2 separate regions of the Mus musculus genome follow, and region 2 is linked to region 1. Evidence: chromatin loops called from intact Hi-C (ENCODE). Cell type or tissue: gastrocnemius. All regions are shown on one strand. Links, peaks and the distances in the headings refer to the core of each region. The heading gives the core; the rest is flanking DNA. Region 1 overlaps Uvrag (UV radiation resistance associated gene). Region 2 has its middle 17 kb from the start of Gm19656.

Evidence for each region. Hi-C counts contacts between places; a loop is a spot of excess contacts. Peaks named below come from ENCODE experiments on the same cell type or tissue, not always from the same donor. Only the 100,000 strongest peaks of a DNase experiment are listed, where the experiment ranks them.
Region 2: it touches region 1 in a loop (4-fold over the local background); 31 of 42 quality-filtered maps call a loop at or near these places.

What each region holds. Positions count from the first base shown.
Region 1 is chr7:99,075,039-99,083,038 of GRCm38, forward strand. The region is part of intron 5 of Uvrag (UV radiation resistance associated gene); the gene reads right to left. Among named protein-coding and RNA genes, the nearest start is that of Uvrag, 62 kb to the right of the region's middle. In gastrocnemius, for the core only: a CTCF peak has its summit at 4,697 (motif pointing left); a DNase peak (open chromatin) is centred at 4,686; H3K27ac peaks cover 831 bases.
Region 2 is chr7:98,735,831-98,752,209 of GRCm38, forward strand. No RefSeq gene overlaps it. Among named protein-coding and RNA genes, the nearest start is that of Gm19656, 17 kb to the left of the region's middle. In gastrocnemius, for the core only: no CTCF peak of the experiment used is centred there; a DNase peak (open chromatin) is centred at 7,711.

The DNA of each region.
Region 1 (8,000 bases), core at 1-8,000:
TACTGCCTTGATTTGAAACAACAAAGTACATTAACATTTTAGAAATGGAAAACAACCAAAGCCCACAGTGAAGGAGTGGACACTGGCAGGTTCTATCGTTACTGGTTCAAAGAGAGAGGGGATGACGTGAGACAGCCTGGGCTAAGAGAGGGGTGGGCACTGGTACTATTGGACAAAGGGTCACTGTGGCAGAGGGGAGGAACCTACTCAATTGGGGCCAGGAGGGTGCACCAGTCTCTGAAGCACCTGACCAAAGTCCAGCTGGCCAGGAAGGAGCTATGTGGGGAGACTGGGAGGCTGGGGGGTGAGGGGCTAAAAGGACTGGAGGTGACCTCCTAGCGCCCGGTCAAAAGCTCAGAAGCACCTGTAACTCCAAGCTCTGCAGACTCTAATGCCCCCCCCCCCACACACACACACACACAAACAAATGAAAGTTTTTAAGAAAATCCGGATACAATGGGCTAAGGAGAACAAAAGTCTGGCAGAGCCTGAGGACAGCGTAAGCGATCCCCTGCAGGTTTCCAGCAATGCTGGGCGCACCGTCTTTGAGTGGCAAGTGAACTTTGCACAGCCCAGACTCACCAACCTGGACAGAATAAGAAATCAGATAGGCAAGAAGAAAAATAAAAGACAATAAAACAAAGCTGACGGCTTATCCCACATATGGGGAAGTGTCCTTTCTATGGTTGCAGTAGGCTGGTTACACTATGCGTGAGGAGGGCTACCTGCTGGATCCACAGACAGCCTGGGTCCCATGTGCACATGTGCACGGACACTAATGCGCTTTCAAGTGTTGGCCAAGTTGAAACTGAGTAAAACGGCAAGTGTCTCTGCTAAGCGTCTGCAGGTCTTGGACACCCTCTGCCTGGGCTCTGATGAAGCCCAGATGCTGAACCGTTAAAGAGGGAGGGGGAGACCTCTTCTCAGACACTGAGCTCAGTATGGACACCCTCCTGCCCCCAGTGTGGCCACAGCTTCAGACGTGCCTTTCCTCTCTCGAAACCGTGAGAAGCACTGTGCAGTAAGGACAGCAATGTAAGCGAAGACACGTGAGTCCTGAAATGGGCATTACTGCTTTTTAAGGAGCATTCAAAGCAATAAGGAAGGTTCTTTTAAATTAAGGTTCTTGGGTTTAAAGTAAGAAGTCACAACTATAAACACTCAAGCAGAAAGTAGACTAAGAGTCTTGGTGCTGCTACTTTCAGAAGGACAGGAGGGCCTGCTGGAGTGGCCGCCTCTGGAGTGTGGTGTCCATTTTACAGCAGGGCAGAGCAGAGAGGAGGAACAGAACTCAAGTGGACTGCATTCATTCCTGGAAAAATGTGGCCAGGCAGAAAAAGCACTAGAGCCTGAGACCATACAAGTGAGACAGCGGGCTGGGGAGAACCCTTGGCCAGGGAAATGCCCGCCGGACAAGCATGCTGTCTTGTTCGGTAAAAGCCAGGTAGAGCTGTTATGTGTCTGTAACTGGTTTGGGGTGCTGAGGTAGGTGGATCACTCCAGCCTCACCAGGCCAATGAACTCTGGGTTCAGTGAGAGACTGGGTCCCCGACGATGACGTCAATAATGTAGAGAACAGTAAAGTAAGACACTTGTCACTGACCCCTAGCTTCCATACCTACATATGCACATGGGTATACACAGACACACAAAGACGTGCAAGGCGCACACAGGAGCATATACCTTAGAGGCAGAAAGAGTACATCTAAAATCTCCTATAACCAGGGAGAAGCCAGCAGACATGAGGGAGGAGGAGCCATGAGGGAGAAGCCAGCAGACATGAGGGAGGAGGAGCGGGCAGCAGTGGTGTGGCTAACCATCATCACTGGACGGAGTAAGGGGCCCGGCTTGTGGGGAAGCTTGAATGGCACTGACTTTTCAGAGCTAAGAATGTCTTCATTCCAAATCTAATCTAAAAGAGACTAAGGATTTTAAACAAACAAAAGGCTCAGCTCTGAGTCTGGGGAGGACAAACCTCAGGCTGATGGTGTTTACCTCTGAAGAGTCTAAAGCATCTCTCCGAAGCATCTCTCTTGGCTTCCCACCTCCTGGTGCTACATACAATTCTCAAAAGCTCAAAAAGTATGCTACGAAGACAAGAGCCTCCAAACTCATAACAGGAAACGAGGCCTTCTCCCAGGTTATTTTCTGGCTTCAATGAAGGCGGAGAATGGGGACCACACTGTAGCAGAAGGATTTATAAATATAAATTACAGGATAAGACTATTTTCCAAACATCTGTCAAAAAAGTTAATTTGATCCAAGAAGAAAGGGGAGTGGGAGAGCCAGAGGGAGGCCAAATGCAGTGACTAATGGATGTGACGTCAGTGGGTCTGGGCGGGGTGACGGCTTCAGTTCCCAGCACGTCTCTGCTTTAGCAATACCTCGTCAGCCTAACGAGCCACTGGCCTGAGAGCTCTCCTCCAGCTCTCTGCACTGCTAGTGGACAGTTCTAATTGAATGTGAAACTACAGGCCTGGGACCCACCACCTCAAGTGGGAGGGAATGCAGACACCACGTGGCCCAATTCAGAGATACAAGTTTCTAAGGGAGTCAGACCAGCGCTCAAATGAAAAGCCTGCTGCCTACCTACTGGCTGTGCAATCCTGCGTCCATAGCCTGACGATTTCTTCCCAGGCGCTTTGCCCATCCACTGAAAATGGCCGTGTCGTGGAGTTGCTCCACATTAAATGAATATACGCACTGCATCTACTATAATGTCTGCCATTTAAAGGACTTGGCAATGAGGCTGGCAATGGGAGGTTTTCAAAGGCCCGCCCCTGCCTGATGCAGTAGTGGACCAAGGATGGTTCTGAAACAAGCTCACCGGTGTTTACAAGGTCAGATACCAAGATGTGTTAGAATAACACAGGCAGCAAACAGACAGCCCTGACTATCTATCTGTCCAGCCTGTCTTGTTTACTGGAGACACAAATGATGACTGACTGAGATACATATAAGAACAACTTTGAAAAGTTCTCCACTTTTTCAGGACTGAAGAGATAGCTCAGCAGCTGAGAGCATCTTACTGCTCTTTCAGAAGACCAGGTTCAATTCCCAGCCCCCACACAGTAGCTCATAACCATCTATAACTCAAATTCCAAGTGGTACACTTACATACATACAGGTAAAACATTTATATTCACAAAAAAGAAAAGGTTTTCCAACTGTTTAAAAGTCTGAGCAGAAATGATCTACTGCCCAGCTCGGTGTCAATCAAAGACAGGCTGAACTTAAAAAATCCTAACTTCTAAGTGCTCTGCTGTGTACTACAGGGCAGGATGCTCTCTGCCATCAAGCTAGACCCAGTGCAGGATGACCAAGAGCGAACAGCCACTGTCCAACCTCTCAGTCAGTCTTAGAAGGGCAATTAAATAAAACCTCTTCACTTTTCCAGGTTCTGCGCCACCCCTCACACCTCACCCCACCCCTGTCTACTTCAGTGACTGTAAGGCAAAGAAGATACCACCAGCACCCCTCACAGCTAAGGAAATACAGCACTTTAGAAATCCCCAAAAGAAATGGAAAGGTAAAAAGGATAGCCGCTACCTTTCCCCAGGTTACAGAGCAGAATGAAGAAAGGAGTCTAAAGGGAGGTAGAGCCGCGCTCTGATTCCCATGTCCACCATGCCCTCATCCTAGCACACAGCCCGCTCTTCCTTCCCATGGCGGCTCCCTACTGCATCCCTGGCAGGCGCAGGCGCCTGACCCTGGCATCAGAGACAGGCATTAGGATTGTTGTGTACCCTAAAAAGGGGGACAGACCCTCCAAAAGATTATAACAAGCTGGCCCGGTTGCCCACGGTGGTCTGTCTGTCTGTCCAGAGGCTTCTAAAGTGAAGAACACAAGCGTCAATCCTGCATAGAGATGGGTGAGTCACAGGTATAGAAAGTCAGCTGACCTCTGTGTTTCAAATGCACATAGCCCGAAGCAGACCTGCCCTGCCCTGCCTTCTCTGTGACTGCTGTAAAGATGGGCTGAGATTACTCAGAGAAGTCCTTACAGGCTGACGTATACAGTGGTTCTAGTACACTATCTACAGCTGTGCTGATCATATGTAATTACAGCTGTGCTCAGCTATCATCTACAGCATGGCACTAACTTACATGCAAGCCTGAGAGGCCAGAAGGCTCCTGAGCCTCCGTTTCTTTATTTATGAAATGGAGGCACTGGGCTAGAAAATTCCAATAGTTCATGCTTTTTTTTTCCTTTTTTTCTTTTTTTAAGGCAAGATCTTATGATGAAGCCCATGTTGGCTTTGAGTTTGAGTACCTCCTGCCTTGGCCTCTCAACTTCTGAGACCACAGGTGCATGCAGCCATGCCTGGCTCCCTGGAGCAAACTAGAATTTCTTGACTTTCAAGATGCGGCAGCTAACACTAAGAGGCTAAGTGATTGGTTAATAAGCATTGTCCAAAGCTGGGCTGTAAGTCAGAGCACCTACATTTCAAAGGTGTAGGACCAGGACTCAAAACAGATGGGAAGCTTGCTCTCGTCCCTCTGTCCCTCAGCCATTGTCAGCCTCACCATCTACTCGAGATGACCATTTACGTGATTACATGTGTGAAACTCAGCAAGTTGTGATTTCAATCTGTTTCTTTCATTTGAAAAATGTTGAACATTTTGACTTGAATTCCATTCCTGGTCCAATTTTCTTTTCACTAAAGTGAGAAAGCAGCGCCACCTACTGGATCCCTCTGGACATTGCTTTTGCAGTTTTTGGCATGAAAAGAAAATTCTGCAGTCTAAATTTTTTACAATCTGTCAGATAATTTAAGTGTCCCACCAGGGTAAGTTGTATAAAACTAAATACCACAAGGTTAAGACAGGAGAGTTAGACTGAAGGAGATACCTCCCTCTCAAAATTTTAATTCCCAAGCTATGATAGTCCTAAACAAAGCTGCTACACCAGCATTCTCTGCCCAAGCATGGCAGGCCTGGGCTGGGAGCACCGTGCCAGTACAGTGGTGAGCACTCGAGGTGTGCACACTCTCTGTGGGGTTCAGATCCTACCTAGTGAGCATCATTCCCATTGGTTGCTGAACTCTGCATACATGCCAGCCTCCTCATATACACAACTCTCATGTTTAATTTAACCCCAGCCAGCTGAGGGCTGAGGTACAGTTGGTTTCCTGCACTTACGCATGAGAAACAGAGCCAGTTTTCCCAGGGCCCCCTCAGTAAGCAGCAGTCAACTCAAGGTGAAATCCAGAGCAGCCTGACTCTGAAGCTGGTGTTTCTTATTGACTTCCCAGTTACCCAAGATGGCAGCCAGCAGCCTCCCAGAAGAGCGGTTGCCAAAAAGAAACCCAGGCCAGGGAGCCGACCTGCACACGTTACAGGAAAAGTCCTGAAAGGCTGTAAGCAGACTGCAAAGCCGATTTTATCTCCCAACCTCCTGATCCCATCCAGCAGCCATTCCCCCAGGCACAGCCCTCAAGCTACCAGTGTCTCTGGGGTCTCCAACGTTTGTTCAAAGTTCACCTACATCACTGCAGAACCCATGCAACTCACCATCCAAGATAACCTTTTAATCAACTCAGTGAAGACCGTGGTCTGGAATACATACATACTGCCTTTCCTCTTTAACACACACACACACAGACAAAATGACTGTTCTTCTGTATTTTACATTCTTTAGTCTCACCATTCTTAGTTTAATAGGTATGCAGTAGGTGCTCAATGCTGGGGTAGTGAACAGAGATGAAGGGGAGAGTAGATAAAGATTTAAGTCACTCAAAGACACACTTGCCAAGTCAATGAAACTGTATTACATAAAATTAATATGAAATTTTATTACACCAAGTTAATTAGAATAAAGGAGTCCTCAATGATGCCAGCAGACGATTAAGCAAGGGACTGAACACTGGATCACGAGTCCTGGTGTGTGCTTTTCAAAGACTTCCCCCTACGCACACACACAGTGAGTTGTGCACACCACACTGGAAGGTAGAGTGGACAATGCTGTGGCAGACAGCAAAGGCTGCACCAGGACTCTAGAAACTCTGGTCCAGAATTCATGTTCTTAGAAATGTGCCGTTCTCAAAGCCCTGTAACCTTCAAGATTAAACGTCTCACCGTCACTCACAACTACCTGGGCCACAAATGTGGACACACTGCTGCCGTCTCACTCCATCACATTTAACACTACCATGTGAAACCATGTGGACAAAGCGTTTTTTTTTCCTTAAGTCTTTCCAGCCCTCTATTTCCCTTCGCTAATCAGAAACCTCTAGCAATTACCAGGAATTCTTTAATTCTGAACATGTACACATAGGTGTGCTTTATTTTTTGTTTTTAGATAGAGAGTGTCATGTAGCTCAGGCTGGCCTCAAACTTTCTATGTAGCAGAGGCTAACTTTGAACTCCTTCTTAATCTCCTTGCCTCTATTTGCCACCATGGCTGACTAGAATTCAAGTTTTTCTACTAAATCCTACAGCTGTTTAATATCTGTAACCTCCTGTCAAACAGACAATCTCAATCGACACCACACATCACTTCTGTGACATTTCAACCCCTCTGGGGAAGCAGCCATTGCTGAAGTTCTTCATTCCAGCCACTGAGATCTGATACTTTCAAAGAGCATCCCTTAAAAATGTCACAATGATAATAAAAAATTTTATAAAATTTTGTAAAAGTTTCTCCTCAGCACACCCACAAACTGAAGGCAGACTGGTCAGAGTGGGAAGAGCACATTCTGAGTAACAATAGTCTACTTTGATTTTGTTTATTTGTTTTGTTGTTGTTGTTGTTGTTGTTGTTTCTTTGTGCAACCCTAGCTATCCTGGAACTTGCCCTAGACAAGGCTGGCCTCAAACTCAGAGATGCTCCTGCCTCTGCCTCTCAAGTGCACTGCCACCACCTGATTTGATCTCTTATAACACATAAACTCACTGTGGGATCAATCACTGTCACTGGACTGGACTTGCCTGCGACAGTGTTTCCAGAGACTTAGCTGAGGATGAAAATATCCACTGCCCATTGTGGGCAGCACCACTTCAAGGACTGAGGTCTCCGACTAGATAATAAAAGGGGGGAAGTGTACGCAAGCCGAGCTTCTCACACTCACATCCCTCTCTCTCTGCCTCCTGACTCATTACCTCACTGTGCTGCGGCCATGCCCTCCCCTCCATGATGGAGTGAATCTCCTCAGACCAAGTACCTGCCCCCTCCTAGAGTTGCTTTCTGCCAGGTGCTCTGTCACAGCAAAAGGAAATGTAGCCAGGCCAGTATGGAAGGGTACCGGGAGAGAGGCTGCTGCTGACTACCTGATAGCTTGGCTTTCGGGGCCTTTGGAACTGGGTTATGGTAGGATGTAGAAGAGTTTGGAGCTTTGGATGAAAGAAACTCTACAATGCTAAAATAACTTAATGGGCTGTTCTGATGGGAGTGTGGAAACCATAAGAAGCATGGACAGTGGGGATGATGCTCACAAAATGGACCCCATCAGGACCAGGGTATGTATGGTGTGGTTTCTGCTCACTGCTCTCAGTCAGGTTCGCAGAGCAGAAAGTCTGAGGAACAGCCTCGTCAGATTTACAGTTGGAAGCAAGAAGAGTTCAGTGAAAGCAGCTTGAAGTATTGAAGAGATTAGCACCATTAAAGAGAAACCGTGTGGCTGAAATGAGAGGTGAGGGGTGTGGGGGTGGGGGTGGGGGGTGGGGGGTGGGGGAGGGAGTATAACATCAGGTGGGCTGGACTCTCCACGGGAATAAGCTCAGGGCCAGCACTTGCTCTACTTTCTGACAGTGGATACAATGTAACTGATGCATCCTGATCCTGCAGCCACGCCTTCCTGTCCAGATCAACTGTATCCCTTCAAACTGTGAGCTAAAATAAACCTGCCTCTCTTCAATCTCTCTTCTCAGATATCTCATCACAACAGCCAAAAAGTACTAGTTTATCACGTACTTGCTTTTGTCAGCAGTTAAACCCCTTCTGTCTGGACCATTTACAGTCTACGTTCTCTTACATCGCACATCATCCCTTTCAGGTCATT
Region 2 (16,379 bases), core at 4,168-12,167, 340 kb before region 1:
CCTTTACACTGTGCCTTCCTTATACGTGGGGAGCAGAGAAGCCTTGAGTGAACGTGTCTGTTTGACATAGGCAGGGCCATGCCTAGGACCCTAGTGCCGCAGACCCATGGAAGTAGCTCAGCTTCCCAGCCACCTCGGGGTGAGGCTCAGAGGAACGGCAAAGCCTTCTCTGCTCTGAGAGGGAATGCCGACAGTGTGAGCAAGTGCATGTGTTTACAAATGATTGGCCTGTGTGTGCAAAAAACTAGCAACAGCAGCTCCTGGAGGCCTGCATCCTTGGCTGACTTGCAGGCAGACACCTTCTACCCAGATCAGAGAGTCCATCAGAGCACACACAGTCCACCTGACCCCAGCTTTTCTGTAGTCGTGTCTGTTCTTTCTTATTCCCTTGTTGTCCCAGTCTGGTCAAGTCCCAGCCACTCTTACATTTTGGGATTAAATTTATTTTTAAATGTCAGGGCCATACTGCACATGATGGTTTTATGGCTGAAGTGCTTGCATGTCCAGTGTGTACTCAGGCTGGCACACAGCTACATGCATGGACAGGTTGTTGCACTTCTACTGCTTGAATCCATGGTAAGCATCGCTCATGCCAGGAAACAGGACACTGGGGTGATTTTCCAATGCTGGGGATGGGACTCGGGGCCTTATATGGGCTAGGAAGAGATTGACCGCTAAGCTGCCTCCCCAGATGGTAGGTGCTTGATAGGTGCTTCTTCTTGAGGCTGGAGGTGGTTGCTAAGATCCCCAGCATTGTGTGAAGCTGCTCAAAGCAGCTGCCTGTAACTCTAGCTCCAGAGGATACGACGCCCTCTTCTGGTCTCCACGGTCAAACACATTTTTTAAAGGAGTGTTACTTAGAATGTTCTTAACAAATCATAATAAATAAAATTGATAATTTGCTGTTGGTTGCCATTTCTTTAGTTCAAACTAGCCAATCCATAGCATTTGGGAACTTCTGAGTTAAATGATCTGGTGTCCCATTCTTCTGGAGTCCTTGAGCCAGCATCTTCAGCTATGCACCAGCCAAAGGAAAGGAGGCCTGGGCCTGGGACCCCACCCACCCTATCCTAGGGTGGGGAAGAATCTGGCTCACACATCTTTCCAGATGGGGAACTCAGCACTGGAAGCCAGACCAAGGGGCAGTGAGTTAGACAGTTCTGGGTGGGACAGGCCGGGATGAGTCACTTCTCCATCCAGGCTGCTCTGTAGCTGCTTTGAGATACCCTGACTCCCTGTTTCCTCCTGCTCCCATACTCCTACAGCAGGTCTCCACGACACCCACGAACCCCCCGGGACCTCACCACCACATCCTTTCGCCCCACATCTTCTCAGGTCCCAGTCCTATACCTCCCAGACTCAGAGCCCATTCTCTTCTGCATCACCTCTGCTGATACACAGAACATCTTGGCACTTTGCTAGAAGGTTCTGAGAGCTGGTCAAATCCTACAGCCCAGGGGAATGTAGAAGCCCCAGCCACTCAATCAGGCAATTTGTCAAGCATTTTCGTTGTTCCAGAACCATGAGGCAGAGCAAGACTAAGGATTACCCTTCTGATGACTAAGCAGCAAGGGTCATATTGTTCCAGCAGCCTGATGCTCAGTAGCTGCTGATCATTTACATATGGGGCAAAGGAGTGGCTAATCTGCGCTGAAGTCACTGTCCTTAGAAGACTTTAGAGTCTGCTGGCAGTGATGAGACCCAACAAATATCTGCTAGACGGTTGAAACTGGGCACTTGTCGCGGTGAAAAGAGCTGATGCAGGTGTGGGGAGAAAGCATCATTACAGGTTGCAGGGACCACAGAGGCATCAAAAGGCATCCACTTAGTTGGCTTCCAGCATCCTCCACAGCACCCCTGTTGCCACTGAGGAATTGGTCCGTGTTAATGTAAGGCTTCAACTGAAAAGAACTGCCTCGGGCCATTGGTGGCCCCTTGGCTTAGGGGCATGTAGGCATGCAATCTTTTGAGTTCAGTTGTGCACATATAGGTTTTGGAAAGTCTTGAAACCTTGTAACATCCCTTTTCACTCTAAGGGGACAACAGCTTTTAACTTTAAATTATTTAGCTTCCCTCTCCCTCTTCCCCCTCTCTCTGATGTGTGTGCACGTGTGTGTGTGTGTGTGTGTGTGTGTGTGTGTGTGTGTGTGTGTGTGTGTGTGTGTGTGTTTACAGGCCAGAAATCAACCCTGGTGTTATTCTTCAGGTGCTGTCCATCTTGAGATAGCATCTCTCACTGGCACCTGACCTTCACCAATTAAGTTAGGCTGGTCAGTCACTGTGTCTCTGAGATCTGCCCTGTCCCTGCCTCCCCAGCTGCTTCTTGACCTGTCATCCCCTCCCCTTGTTATCTCTACAGCCACCTGTACAGTCTGTGTCTCCCCACTTCTTGGCATAATTGCATCACAACTTTGGCTACCAGAACTCTTTGCAGCAACCGATCGAGGCAACGCTGCTGACAACACAGGCATGTAGTGTTCTGTGATTACTTTTCTGTCCCTGCACAGCAGATGCAGTAGCATCAGTCTCAGCATGTTTCAATGTGCACTGGTGTTTATTGGAAGGCTCTCCCAGCCTCCCAACCCTCCCAGCCCCCCAGCCTCCCAGCCTCCCAGCCTGTATAATCAGGATGAGTTGCTTTCCATCCTAAGTCCTCTGGCCTCCACCATCCTTTTCCTGCTCTCCCAGCCACATTCTTTCTTGGGTGCTGCATTCCTCTCTACTTTGGTTCATGTTCTCATCTCGTCTGAAGCGTGACTCCAGTGGGAATAAGAAGACAACTTGCAAGAGTCCGTTCTCTCCTTCCACCATGTGAGTCCCTGTTGCTAAAATCCTTCCTTGGAGGAAGACATAAACTATGTCTCCCTCCCTCTACGATTCTAATGATGAACAAAAACTTTATTTCACTGAAGCTCATGCTGGGGAACCAATGAGTTTATGGGGCTTATTTCCAGGGCATGCACAGATGAGGAGCTGCTTATAGGAGAGTGGATGACTCCAAAGCAGTCACCCTGATTGTTCCCATAGCAACATATGTGGAGTCTTCTTCCCCTAGAGTTTTGAGCCTATATACTGCAGCAAAAGGTCATGTTCAATTAGGGCTGAATGGCATATAGAGGGCTGGGAAGAATGGCTGGTACTCATAGGATGATCCACTGACCCCACCAACTCTTTCCCAGAGGGAATCTCCACAGGCCAGATTGTGCTGAACTCTCTCACAAGCAAGCACAGCTAATTTAACAAAGATGGAAGCAGTCTGGCTCAAAGGATAGCACCTTTCAGTAGCCTTCCAAAGAATTGAATCAGGCTCAGGCAAGCGCCCTTACCTGGTGAGCCATCCTTGCTGACCTGGGGCGGCTTCCATCATAAGCTCCTGTCTTGTTGACCGTCAGTGTTTCCGACTAGCCTTCCATTGCTCTGGCTATCTGGGCTGAATCCCCTTACATCCTCATTATCCCCTCTCTTCTGGTTTCTCTTCATCATTCTGCTCTGTTTTCCTCCAAACTTTCTTCCAATTGTTCTTCTTAATTCCCCCTTTTTGCTATTTTATATTTAACGCCCAAGAGTTCTTGTTTTGTAGCATCCCATTCTTGTTCAATGACTATAATACCTCGATTTTTAGAGCACTAATTACTCTTTTCTGTTTGAAGCCTGCTTCATGTCGACTCCCTTATCTAGATTCCTTTTTAGTTCTCCCTGGGATTTTGATGTTACTTTGCCTTTTATCCTTTAAAACCTTTGACTCTCCCACTGGGGGTGTCCCCAAGTGCCTGCTCATCTCTGTGCTTGTGTCTAAGAATGGAACACTACAGCACAGGCTTGGTTCTCTGGGAACAGAATAGAGTTGCATGCAGGATCTGGTTGAGGCACTTCAAAGACTGATGAAGAGAAAAGCTCCTGCCTGAGCTCTTGTGTCAATTCCTCCTGGACCATTTGTTGCTATTGTGCAGAGGGGTGGCATGGGAAAACTTGGAATCTACCCCTTCCAACGTTAACACATATTTATTTTTATTTTATGTACGTGAGTGCTTCCCCTGCATGTATGTATGTGTGCTACGTTCATGCGTGGTACCCACGGAGTTCAGAGGAAGGCATCCAATCTCCCGGAATGGAAGTTATAGACACTTATGAACCACCATGTGGGTGCCCAGAACTGAACCCTGATCCTCTGCAAGAACAGAAAGTGCTCTTAACCACTGAGCCACCTCTGCAGCCCAGGAATCTGTTTCTTAAATAGATTTCCATGCAGTCTTTGTGTCGTTAGCTCCTGCCCAGTTCCAGAAGTACCAGCACAGCAGATTCCAGAAGCATCCAAGGGTTTCCAGTGTGCCCTGAACTGCTTTCCTCCCCTTTCTTGCCTGTCTGGGACTCAGCCACCGACCATCCCTGGTCCTATGGGTCTGCTTGCCAATGTTTTGATAAATCCCTTTGTGTTGATTTAATTGATTTCAGAAAAGACCACAGGGCAATTTACCTCACTTCAGTTTTTAAAGGAAAAGCAATAACACAGTCTGTGCAAGGATTATTTACTGCCCGTTTATAAACATCAACAAAGTGTGGCCAGACCTTGGGGGAGGGGTAGGAAACTTTCCACTCCACCTTACCCCACCCCCACCCCCGTGAATGCCCAAGTCCAAATCCACTTCTTGTGATGCCTTCCTGTCTCCCAAGCTCAAACTCCCGGGTGGCCTGACCTGATTGGGCCAACCCAGTGGCAGATGTTACAGTCCCTTGCAGATGTCAGCTCATTTACACATTTCTGAGCTACAGGGCTCAGGAAGTTGATCCACAGACCAAGATCCCACAGCTCTGAGAGAAATTTGAGCTCAGGGCTGTCTCCTCCCTCTAGGCCCTCTGTCATTGCTGACTTTGAGGTACCCTGGAGGAAGAAGTTACACGTTCTGGTGAGAAAATGGCACGTGTACTAAGTCAGCCTAGACCCAGGGAAAGCCTACAGATTTGGGAAGGGGGAGGAGAAGGGGGTGGGTGTGGCTCAGAGGAAGAGGGGGATCTTCATTCCCTGAGATTGGCTCAGGGTGGTGTTACAGGAGGGACTGACTGCTGAGCCTATCACCCACCCTCAGCCTGGCTTCTCTCATAGAGAACCAGCAATGACTGGAATAATAATGAGAGTTGGGGAGAAATTTGCAAGGCACTTTCATCAGATCTCTGATATTACAGGAGCTGGACAGCATCTCTCTTTGAGGCAAGAGGAAACCAGAACGCAGAGGTTAACTTCCCAGCTGCAGAACTCTGCTCCTGGATTCAAACCCTTCCCTTCTAAGCCCAGCCCTTCGCATCCCCACCCTGTCTGGTCTAGTTTTATCATCTCATCAGCCCAGGGAACTTCCTAATGCATTCAACATGTATGTGGAGCATGGGCTGCCTGCTTGTCTTAGTCTCTAGGAGATGGCCTGGAATCTCTGTGTTGGCAACTGTCCCCACACCCCCACACCCCCCCGCCCCCGTGATTACCTTTTCTCTTTCATTATAATTTAGCTTTGAGACGGGGGTCTCATATAGCCCAGGCTGGCCTCTGACTTGTAGATGACCTTAAACTCTTGATCCTCTTGTCTCTACCCCCTGATTGCTAGGATTACAGGACTGTGTCATTATGCCTGCTTTCACCTGGTGCTGGGGATCAAACCCAGGGCCTCATGCATGCTGAGCAAGCAGTTCATGAACTTAGAGCTACTTCCACAGCCTCCACTGCAGCTGGCCTTGGCCTGTAAAGCAATGGGTTCATTGTGACACAATGAACTTCATGTGTGCACCTGTGGTACCTCACTCTTGACTATTTTCTTACGCTCCTCCCCCAGGCTCGTCCCCTCTTCTCTCATGGTCCCCATCTACATTTATGCTGCATTTTCTAGATCCTGGATACAAAAGAAGACACAGTGCTTGTCTTTGCGCTTGGTTATTCTGCATGTCATAATGATTCCCAGGTCCATCGTTTTTCCTGCAGGTACAACTGAACAAGAATAACCCTGTGCTCATCTGCTCACGGTGTCTTCACGCATTCATCTATAAGAGGCCAACCCCAGGATTTGCTTGTTGTTACTAGTGTCACTGTAAACACAGATGTGAAGGAATTTTAATTACATGCTGGCCTTCAGTCCCTTTGAGTGTTTACCCAGGAGAAGCACAGCTGGAGCACATGACAGTTCTTTTTAGTTTTTCCAGGAACCTCCATACTGACTTCCGTAGTGGCTACAATCATTTACAATCCCATCAGCAGTGTATACAGTGGTTCCCAACCTTCCTAACGCTGTGACCCTTTAATACACTCCCTCGTGTTGTGGGGACCCCACCCCTGCCATAAAATATTTCGTTGCTACTCCATAACTGTGATTTTGCTGCTGTTATGAGTCGTTATGTACAGGATATACAGGATATTGACATGTGACTCCTTCTCGACCCACAGGTTGAGAACCTCTGATGTAAGAGCTCCTCTCACCCCATGCCTGTGCTCTTTCTTAGTTGCTTTCTTGATGATAGCTGTCCTGAGGTGAGACGGATTCTCCTTGTAGTTTTGATCTGTATTTTCCTGACAGTTACAGATGCTGAACACGCGTTTGTGTGTGTATTGGCTATCCGTTGTGCTCATCTAAGTGTGAGCTACCCCTCAGCCTACAGCGCTGCCAAAGGCGAAGTGAATAGAGCAGGCCCTTCTCTCTGGCCTTGGGATGCTTCAGTTTCCCAACTGGGAAGTGAGCACAGTAACTGGACTCAAGTGGAAGTGCCTCTGCCCAGCCACCTACACAGAGGAGTGCATACCTGCCTTCCTAAAAGGCTGCCCGCACAATGCCCCCCCCCCACAATCCTCCCCTGCCACCACAAGCAATCATGGTCAGTCAGCACAGGTCAGCATGGCATGTGATGAGGATGGGGGCTCTTCACTTCCAGGTTGAGGATCAGTAAGACTTGGAGGGGGGCTCAGGGTCACCTCCACAATCCACTGAGACGCCCCATCTCCCACTGAGGACAGTGGGGTACCAGGGTGCAAGGTGCTTCCTGAGGTCTTGAATCCTCCACACCCTCTCCTCCAGCCCCTGAAGCAGCCAGTAGATGTTCTTGGGCTTGTAGGGATGTGTGTGTGTGGGGGGGGGGCAGCTTTTCAGTGCACCTTCTGTCCCGACCACCAGAAGCCCTGGTATCCATACTGCACAGTGTGGGGTGTGCAGGCCCAATGGGTGGGTAGGCTTTTTTGAAAACAGTTAAGGAAAGTTTTGAAAGACAAAGAATTCAAAGGGCAGCATATGCAAAGACCAAGAGGTGGCCTCTGACAGATGTGTGTCACTGTGCATCATTGAAATACTGAGTTTGGAGGGCAGCACGCTGGAAAGAGCCGACCAGTTTGTGGCCTTGGAAAAACTACTAGAGAAGCTGGGCTCTCCAGTCTTCACTTGACAAGAATGAGACCCAGTGCCTGGGGCCAAGGTAGCAGCAGTGGGAAATCAGAGAAGGAGTGGGCTTTTCCACATAGACTGGCTGTGGGGCCAGAGAGAATGAACTGAACAGAATGGAGGCTCATCCCTGGAGGAAGCAAGGGGAGGTGATGCTTTCCCACACCGTGTGCTCCTGGAAAGAGCTGATGTGCTCAGAGTCCTCCTAGAGGCCTGGGCTGAGGAGGGGCCAGATGTGCTTCAGTCCACAGGGATTTGGGTCCAAAAGCCTGAACCTGGTGGGCTTTTCCAGATGGGCAGTAGGTGGCGCTGTAGCTCTGTACATGCAGTCTACTGGACTAGGTTACCTGCCCTCACCTGAGGGTGGGTGAGGCCCTCTAACTCCAGAGCCCGTACTTTGAGAAAGGATGGATTGTGGGGACCAGGGGGAGGTGAATGCCCCCACTCCTGAAGCATGAAAGGCCAGTACTTTAAAGCCTCTTGAGGACAGTGGTATGAGCTTGGGGCTGGGCCTCTGGGCTCTTCTGGCCCTAGCTCCTATTTCCCAGATGGGGAAACAAGGTCCAGAGAGGAAGGGGCTGGCCTGAGTTACTGGATAGGTTAGTAGAATAGGAAGGTTCTAGTGTACCAGACAGGGAGCTCCTCTATCACCCAGTCCCTTCCTCCTAAGTCGGTTTGCCACCATCTCTCCATTCCTTTCCTCACCATCTGCCAGGCTAGGACAGAACTTCCTACACACCTCTCCCCCAACTGTAGGTCTTTTCCATAACTGTTAATCAAAGTCCTTCCCCCACCCCCAGGAGGACATTTTTACTATTGATCCAGCCATCAACCTCTTTTGCTAAAATCTTTTCTTGACCAGGTCACCCATAGGTTTTCAGCCTCTCAGGAGGGTCCGTGACAGATACCCACGTCCTCTTAGCATGCAAATCTGCCTAGGTCCCCTGGCCTGGTCATGCTTGTCCCCATGTCTCCCCCCATCACTGATATGCTCACAGCATTGTCCTACAGTCAAACTGCTGCTCAGCACCTGTGACTTAGTGGGGGCTGCCTTGGGTCCTCCTCGGCCTGTGACACACTGTGTACCTGAGTGCCCTACCTGTCTCCTCTGCCAGAGCACTCAGAGCTCTGACATCTAGTTCACCCCCATTCACTGTCACAGGGCTCAGCGCAGCCATGTTGGATGAGCAGCGTCCTAGGAACACCTTGACACCGCCTACCCGGCCAGGCTCTGTGCCCCTGTGTTCCCATGCAGCCTCTGGCAATCTGGTGAGATCAGAATGGAATTATTGTCTTGGCTTTCCTGAAATGAAGACTCACCCCCAGGAGAGCATGATCTCACTGGTACCACAAAGCAATGTGTGATGGAAGTGGGCTCCACACACTGCCAAGTACTGCAAAGCCAGGGAACATGACTGAAGGGATCCGGAGCTCAGTGGGTCATCCTGGGGTTTACAGGGATGGTATGGAGCTCTGGTGGCTAGCCGAGGTTCCTGCAGCAGAGTGCCTTCAAGAGGTGAGGTCTGAGGCTGGAAAGATGGCCCATCAGTTAAGAACTTACATTGTTCTCCTAGAGGACCCAGGTTGGCTTCCCAGCACCCACATTAAGTAGCTCATGACTGCTTTCACCTCGGGAATGACTAGCCCTGTGAACACCTGTACTCACATGTACATAACTACCAGCATGTACCAACATACACAAAATCAGAAATAAAAATAATTTTTAAAAAAGTGAGGTTCTCTCCTTTTCTGTGAGCCCCATTGTTTAGAGGCAGGCAGGCACCTTGGCAGACCCGGGCATTGATGACACTGATAAGGGACCTACAGCCAGCTAGAGGCCAGGGAACTGGCAAGGTCCAGGGGCTGGGATGTTCTTGGTCTGAGATCTTTCCAAGAAGCCCTGCAGTGAGACGACTGGTGCCACAAGGCAAGGAGGGAATTGGTGATTTAGCTGCCCCTGCATAGAACAGGCAGGACACAGCAACAGGCTGGAGCAATTTACTTCTGAGAAGCTCAACACAGGCACAGGAGAGAGTAGAGGCTGCCAGAGTGGACTCAGGCTTCTGGGTCTTGGAATAAGTGATAGGAGGACCCTCAGCTCAGGATGTGACTCTGGTCCTTTAGCTACCAATTAGGAGACTGGTAGTCTGGAGTTTCCCATGGCGACTCTAGGTTCAGTGTCCCTGTAGTCCTGAGCTATGAGAAGCTAGAGGTACGGTGTTGTGGGAAGCCGCCCCCACATTCGCCGTTACAAGATGGCGCTGACAGCTGTGTTCTAAGTGGTAAACAAATAATCTGCGCATGTGCCAAAGGTAGTTCTCCACCCCATGTGCTCTGCCTTCCCCGTGACTACAACTCGGCCATGGGCTGCAGCCAATCAGGGAGTGATACGTCCTAGGCGAAGGATAACTCTCCTTAAGAGGGACGGGGTTTCGCTTTCGTTTTGGGCTTGGGCTTTGGGGGCTTGCTCTCTTGCTCCTAAAGATGTAAACAATAGAGCTCTTGCTCTGCGCTCTGGCGCTCTGGCGCTCTGGCGCTCTGGCGCTCTGGCGCTCTGGCGCTCTGGCTCCTAAAGATGTAAGCAAGGGGCTTGGGGCTTGCACTCTTGCTCCTGAAGATGTAAGCAATAAAGTTTTGCCGCAGAAGATTCTGGTTTGTTGCGTCTTTCCTGGCCGGTCGCGAGAACGCGTGTAAGACGGTGGCCCTCAGTATCTAAAGCTAAAGGGTATGTCCAGACTGTAGCTTGTGGGGTGCATACCTCAAAGACAGCTTTGCGTGCAACCCAACACAACACCATAAAGTTCTTTAAAACATCGAGTTCTTGTGTGTGAACTTCATAGGTGACAGCATCATGTTGCAACATCAAAAGGTTGGACACACCTGGAAGCCCTGGGTGATCTGCAGGAGGAGGAGGCACAGAGAGGGTCCACAGGGAGCCAGGTCAGAAGGCAGGTCTGATTCCTTGCCCCTCTGCTGCTTCCCATTCTCCCAAGCCTGTTACTCGGGCCCTTTCGGGAGCGCCTGTCAGTGTGTCCTTAGTGCAGCGTGGGTCTCAGTGGTAGCTAATCTATCCTCTCCCCAGGGTGAGCGTGTAACCCGTGCTGGGAGCCCTCCTCGAGTGTATCCTCCTCCCTCTAACTGAGCATCTTCAGGGGGATCTATGGAGAAGGACATTGTAGGATTGCTGGGGAAGAGAGATGTCAGTTTGGTGCCACCCAACATAGTGCCCACCTGCTGCCAGCCAGCATCACACCATCTGATGAGGTCATCCTCTCTGGGAGGTTTCCCTGGTGGCTCCCACAAGGCCCTGATCACAGCTTCTTGTTGCAACCAATGGGGCCTAGCTACTTGGAGAGGCAACTACTTAGCTCTCAGGATGGGGGTTCCTCTATCTACCCCCACCCTGCCCTGGAAGGTGGGGCTCTCTGGTCTCTGTTGCCCAGCTGTGGGATATATAAGCAGAGCTCCCTAATTTCCCGATGGGAAAAATCAGAACAACTCTTGGGATGGTGCCCTTGCCAACTTGCCTCAGGTAGCATGAGAGAGAAAGCATCATCTCACCACAGGTGGGAAATCAGGCGGGCCAGTCTTGGCCCTCCCCATAGCCTCTCTGCCTGATTTCTGCTCCTCTGACTCATTTGCTGCCTACCAGGAGATGTGCACGGAGGGCACCGGGATACACATCTATGGAGGTCTTCCCAGCCTTATTGTTAATCTTACTGCTACGCCATGCAGTGTGCGTCTCTTTGTTCTTCTTCATCTATTGAGACCCCAAATTGCCCATTTGTTCCCAGAGAACTGGTCTTTGAATGAACCTTGGAGTTTTGTTCAGTCCCTTCCCCCCAGTTGTCCCTGTATGCTTGTAGAGAAAGAATATTCAGCCATTCTTTCTTCCTAGAATGATTGTGATGGTGGGAGCGACTCATAACAGGGATTTGATTGACAGTTGCTGAATGATGGAGTGAATTGGTCCTGAGGGGCCAGAGCATGAGATGGCCCACCCTTCCCTGTGTTCTTTGCACTTGCCTTCCCTGACATTACAGCGTGCAGCACAGACAGCTGCTGTGATGGAGAAGGAGATGTCCTCACGGCCAGGCCTGAGGGTTCTCATGCTTTCTGTCCACAATTCGCTGGCCTGTCGTTTCTGCCCTTGTCCCCTATCATTGAGATACAGTGTGAGTCTGAGAAAAGAAGGGGTCTTAGGCTCTAGGGGTGCAGGCTAAGTGAACAGTGAGGTAGTATCTCTCTGTGGGTCCCATCCTTCCTTCCTTGTGCTGATATCTCTTTTCGGCAGACTCAGCAGACTCTTCTAGAAAGCCTCTCAGACCAGGAGTCTTTAGTGGGTTGCCTCTGGACTCCCCCAGCCCTGTATGGCTGTTGTCATACAGTTCCATGTTGTCATTGACTAGGTATGTGGTTGTTTCCTCGGCAAACCAGAGTTCCTCTTGCAGTGTCTTGTCAGGTCCTTCTCAGAAAGGTTGTGGGTGGGGGTGGGCATAGCAGGAATGTCTCTCTAGTGTGTGAACCTGTTACCAGCTACACTGGGCAAAACTCTGCCCTACCCGGGTTCCAACTGCCCCACCTATACTCTTGGGACTGGATCTCCCTGTGATCATTTGGAATGGGTGTGCAGGTGGGGATCTGCATATAGGCAGACAGATGGCCATGTTTCTTTCAGCCAGAGCACCCCAGGAAGGGTAGGGGGAGAGGCCTGTCAGGTTGTGTTCAGCCCACATTGCTTCACATGGTCTCATCTTAGCAACCTCTATCTCAGCTCTGATCCCTTGCCCCAGGCCACCGCTTGACTGGCAACCCACTGACATCAGCAAGACCTGCAGGGGGCTGGGTGATGAGACAGTGCCCGCCAGCTATCCACAGGGTTGGAAAGCTGACCATACTCATAGTTTCTTAATTTGTGACACACCTTGCCCACACCCAAGAGAGTAGGCCTCTCCCATTTCATTTGGTTGCTGGGGGAGGGGGGGGACCCACAGAGTGAGCCCGACTGATTCTGAGTACTAAGTACTCAGTACCTCTCTGGAGGAAATGAAATCAAGCTTTAGCTTCAAACCCAGTTCATTTCCACCTGAAGCCCCGCCTAAAGGCATGCATTTGGGTGAGTGAGCAAGTCCCATGGGCCCCAGTTTTTCTTTTTTCAGGACATAGCCACTGTTCAGTGTCCCCAACCATGCTGGCTAAGATTTGTGGGTTCTCAACACAGCTGTCCTCACCACTCCTTTTTCCAATTTGCCAGTGAGGTTCATGGCTAAGGCAGGAGACAAGATACTGAGGCCTGGATCAGGCAGTGAGCATCAGAAAAGGGCCCAATCCCCACTATCAGTCGGTCTGAGGTGCTGCAGGGAACACGTCTGTTTGTCAGTCTGTCCACTTACCCATCTGTCCATCTGTCCAACCATCCATCCATTTATCTAGCTATCCAGATATCTATCCATATGTCCATCTTGCCACCTATCATTTATCCATCTGCCCATCTATTTACCTACTTTCCCATTTATCTATCCATGCATCCATACATCATATGTCTGTCTACCTAACCACCCATCCACATGTCTACTTGTCCACCCATCCATGTATCAATCCATCCATATAGCCACCCACTTTCCCATACATCTATATGCCCCTCTATCTGCATGTTCATTCATCCATCTGTCAATATGTTCATCTATTTATTCATTTATCCACTCATTCATCTGTCCACCCATCCTCTCATCACTCCCTTCATCCACCCACCCATTGTCTCATCCATTCATCCATCCATCCATCCATCCATCCATCCATCCATCCATCCATCTATCCATCCATCCATCCACTCATATGTGTATCTGCACACCCATTCACATATCCATTATCCATACTGATATATTCATCGTATATTCATCTACCATCCATTCACTTATCCATCCATCCACTCATCAGTCCATTATCCATCCATCTACCCACCCTAGCCAGGTTTAGGCTAGATAGGTTTGTAGAGAGACCCCCACAAGGTCCTTCCTTCAAAGATTCACAGTCTCTTAAGATGCTCCCAGCCCCTAGTTCAGACATTTATTTCACAGATGCCTGGGGTTCATTCCTTGGCTTTCCACAGCTTCCTCATTTCAGAAATTTAATCTACATTCCCTACTTCATCCAGTTACCTCTCTTCCATGTTTCTTCAGGTCTGTTAATGACCTCACTACCCATTCAGAGCTGGGCCTAAAATCTTCTCAGATCCCTATCTCCCCTTATCGACCCTGCAGCAACCAAGCCGGCAGTCAAAGCCCGTGGAGGCTGATCCAGTGAGCTTCTGCCATGTCTGGCTCTCCCGACTCTTCCAAACTGTCCCTGTCTGCCATTGCGGTAGGTCCATCTCCTCCTCAGTTAGATGATGATCTGTGGTCAGCATCCATCAGGGACAGCTGCTCCCCTGTGCACAGCCTCTGTGGCAGAGGCTGACATGCAGACTGGATGTTGGGAGCACTCTCAGAATCTCTCCTATACAAGGGAAAGGGGATCAGTCCTGGGCTTGGGGAGACACCGAGCTGTAGTGGCCAGTGAACTCTAGGATGTGGGTGAGACACAGAGTTGTCCCAGTTTGAGGTGAGGGCTGTATCTTCCTTCTCTGGGAGTCAACCAGCTTATCTCACAAGATCATCACGCACAAGTGCTGACAGCCAATGTGCTTCCCTCCTGAAGAGGGGCGGGGAAAGCCCAGCGGAATCCATGCATGGCATAGGTCTCTCCTCACACATGGTGTGTCTTCCCCATTTGGTGTCTTAGTCTGTTCTGTGTTGCTGTAGCAGAATGCTACGGCCTGAGTAATGTGTAATATACAGGGATGGGATTTGGTTCAGAGCTAGGGCAGCCCAAGACTGAGAACACATCCTCTGAGGGCCTTCCTGCTGAGTTATAACATGGTAACTCCTTTCGTATGGAGCACACTCCATATGAATCCACTCAGGAGGGAGGCTCCTTCTGATTGAGTTACTTCACAGTGCTTTGTAGTGGGGTGCTAAGTTCTTTGCATTCAGACTCTGCAGGACACATTCAAACCACAACCTGAGACTAAAATGTAGTTTAGCTGTTAAAGTGCTCGCTTAGCATGCATGAAATCTTGGATCTGACTCCTGGTACTACATAACAGGCTCTGGTGGGCCACACCTACAATCCCACGTAGGAGGATCAAAAGCACCATTACCCAGGGAGTTTGAGACCAGTCTGGGACACTTAAGACGGCAACAGGGAGGGGGCTCTGGGACCTCCTGCTTGGGTTCCACAACCTCAGAACTGCCTTCACTTGGCTCCTGTGGCATCCCTGGCCTCGTGCCCTTCAGAGACGTGGCTGAGAGCCAGCATGTGACGTCAGCACTGTGTTTTAAGGGTAAAGACAGGTGGGGCTGAGCTGAGCTCCGCCATTCCCAGGGCATGGATTAGACAAGCCAAACAGTAAAATAAAACAAAACACCAGCTCCCACACACAGGGCACTGTTTCCTGGGTGCCGTTCTGCAAGCCCGATGCATGTTTCTGGAGTTCTCAGCACTCTCCGACGGCCTGACACTCTTCAGCCCGTCTGAAAGCAAAGGCAGAGTTTCTAAGCACTTCAGTGAAGCGATGGGAACACGGATGAGAGGGAGAGAATCCAAGGTGGAAGTATGGCCTGCCACTTTCCCCCAGAGCCTTGGCAGCCCTAGAGTGAGAGTAGAGAGGAAGTATGTCACTTTATGTCCCCATCCATCCCCCAAGTCCCCCTTACCACTCGCCCATTGGCAGATGTGAATGTGGTCTGAACGTTTGTGCCTGGATTATGCTGAGCCTTGGGTGCTGGGGGAGAAAAGAAAGGGGAAGAAGGACAGAGCAACTGCCCCGCTCCCAACTACCCAGTGGGTCGTGCTAAGAGAACATGGAAGGTTGCATTGTGGGTAGGGAGGTCTGGGTTCTGGGATCCGGCCTGTAAGAGAATTTCCCCATAGGCTTTAAGCAGGGTCAAGGTTCATCACTATGGGCCTCTTCTTGAGATGGGGACCTCGATGGGAGGGGCTGCTTGAATGTTTCCTAACTTGGTGTCTCCGGGGCTGAGTTCTGAAGCCATTTGTCTTGGGAACGCCTAGAGAGCACCAAGTCTCTAAGGGGATTTGTGAGTCACGGAGTCCATACGGCTTTCGTAGCAGCCCATTGCTGAGGGGGAGACTGAGACCTGAGCAAGCCCAAAGAAAGGTCGGTGTGCTCACCACTCTGAGCAGGACAAGGGCTGTGCTCCTTTGTCCTAAGCCAGGCCTCTCCTTTTCCCAAGATCCTTCCCTGAGCTGGAGCTAGAGTCCTCTGTGTTTTCTGAGTTAGGGAGATGGGCACATTGCTGCTTGCTAAGAGAGACTCTGCCTGGGCCCACCATCCCTTGCTTTCCCCAGCCACTGATACAACTGTGGCAAAGCTCAGACCCAGTAGCAGGAGCCAGACAAAAGCTGACAACGTTGGACATCCTGGCTTGCATCTTCACTCCCAGGACTGGGGAGGCAGAGGAAGATGGATCTCTGTAAATTCAAGGCCAGATTGGTCTACGTAGTGAGTTTCAGGACAGCAACTGCTACATAGAAAGAGCCTGTCTCATTAATGATGATGGTGGTGGTGGTGGTAGTGGCAGTAATAATTTGGTGGTATTTCAGTATCTGGGGTTGAGGAGCAGACAACTCAGGAAATCTTCTACCTGCCCTAGGCTTTTGCAGCCGGCAGCCCTTCCTGAGGAGTGCCTGGGATGGGAGGGGGCAGGGACAGGCCCTGCGTGTGTGGGTGTGCTGTGAATACTTGACTTCATGCTTGAGTTTCCAGCTTCTACCCTCAGGCTAGGATCCCCAGGTTCCCCAAAGTTGTGTCTTCTCCGCCTCAGATTTGGAACCAGCAGGTTCATGGTGCCTGATTACTTAATGAGCTTGACATCAGGGTGTGAATAATTGTGCCTTAAATTATGCAAATCAAAT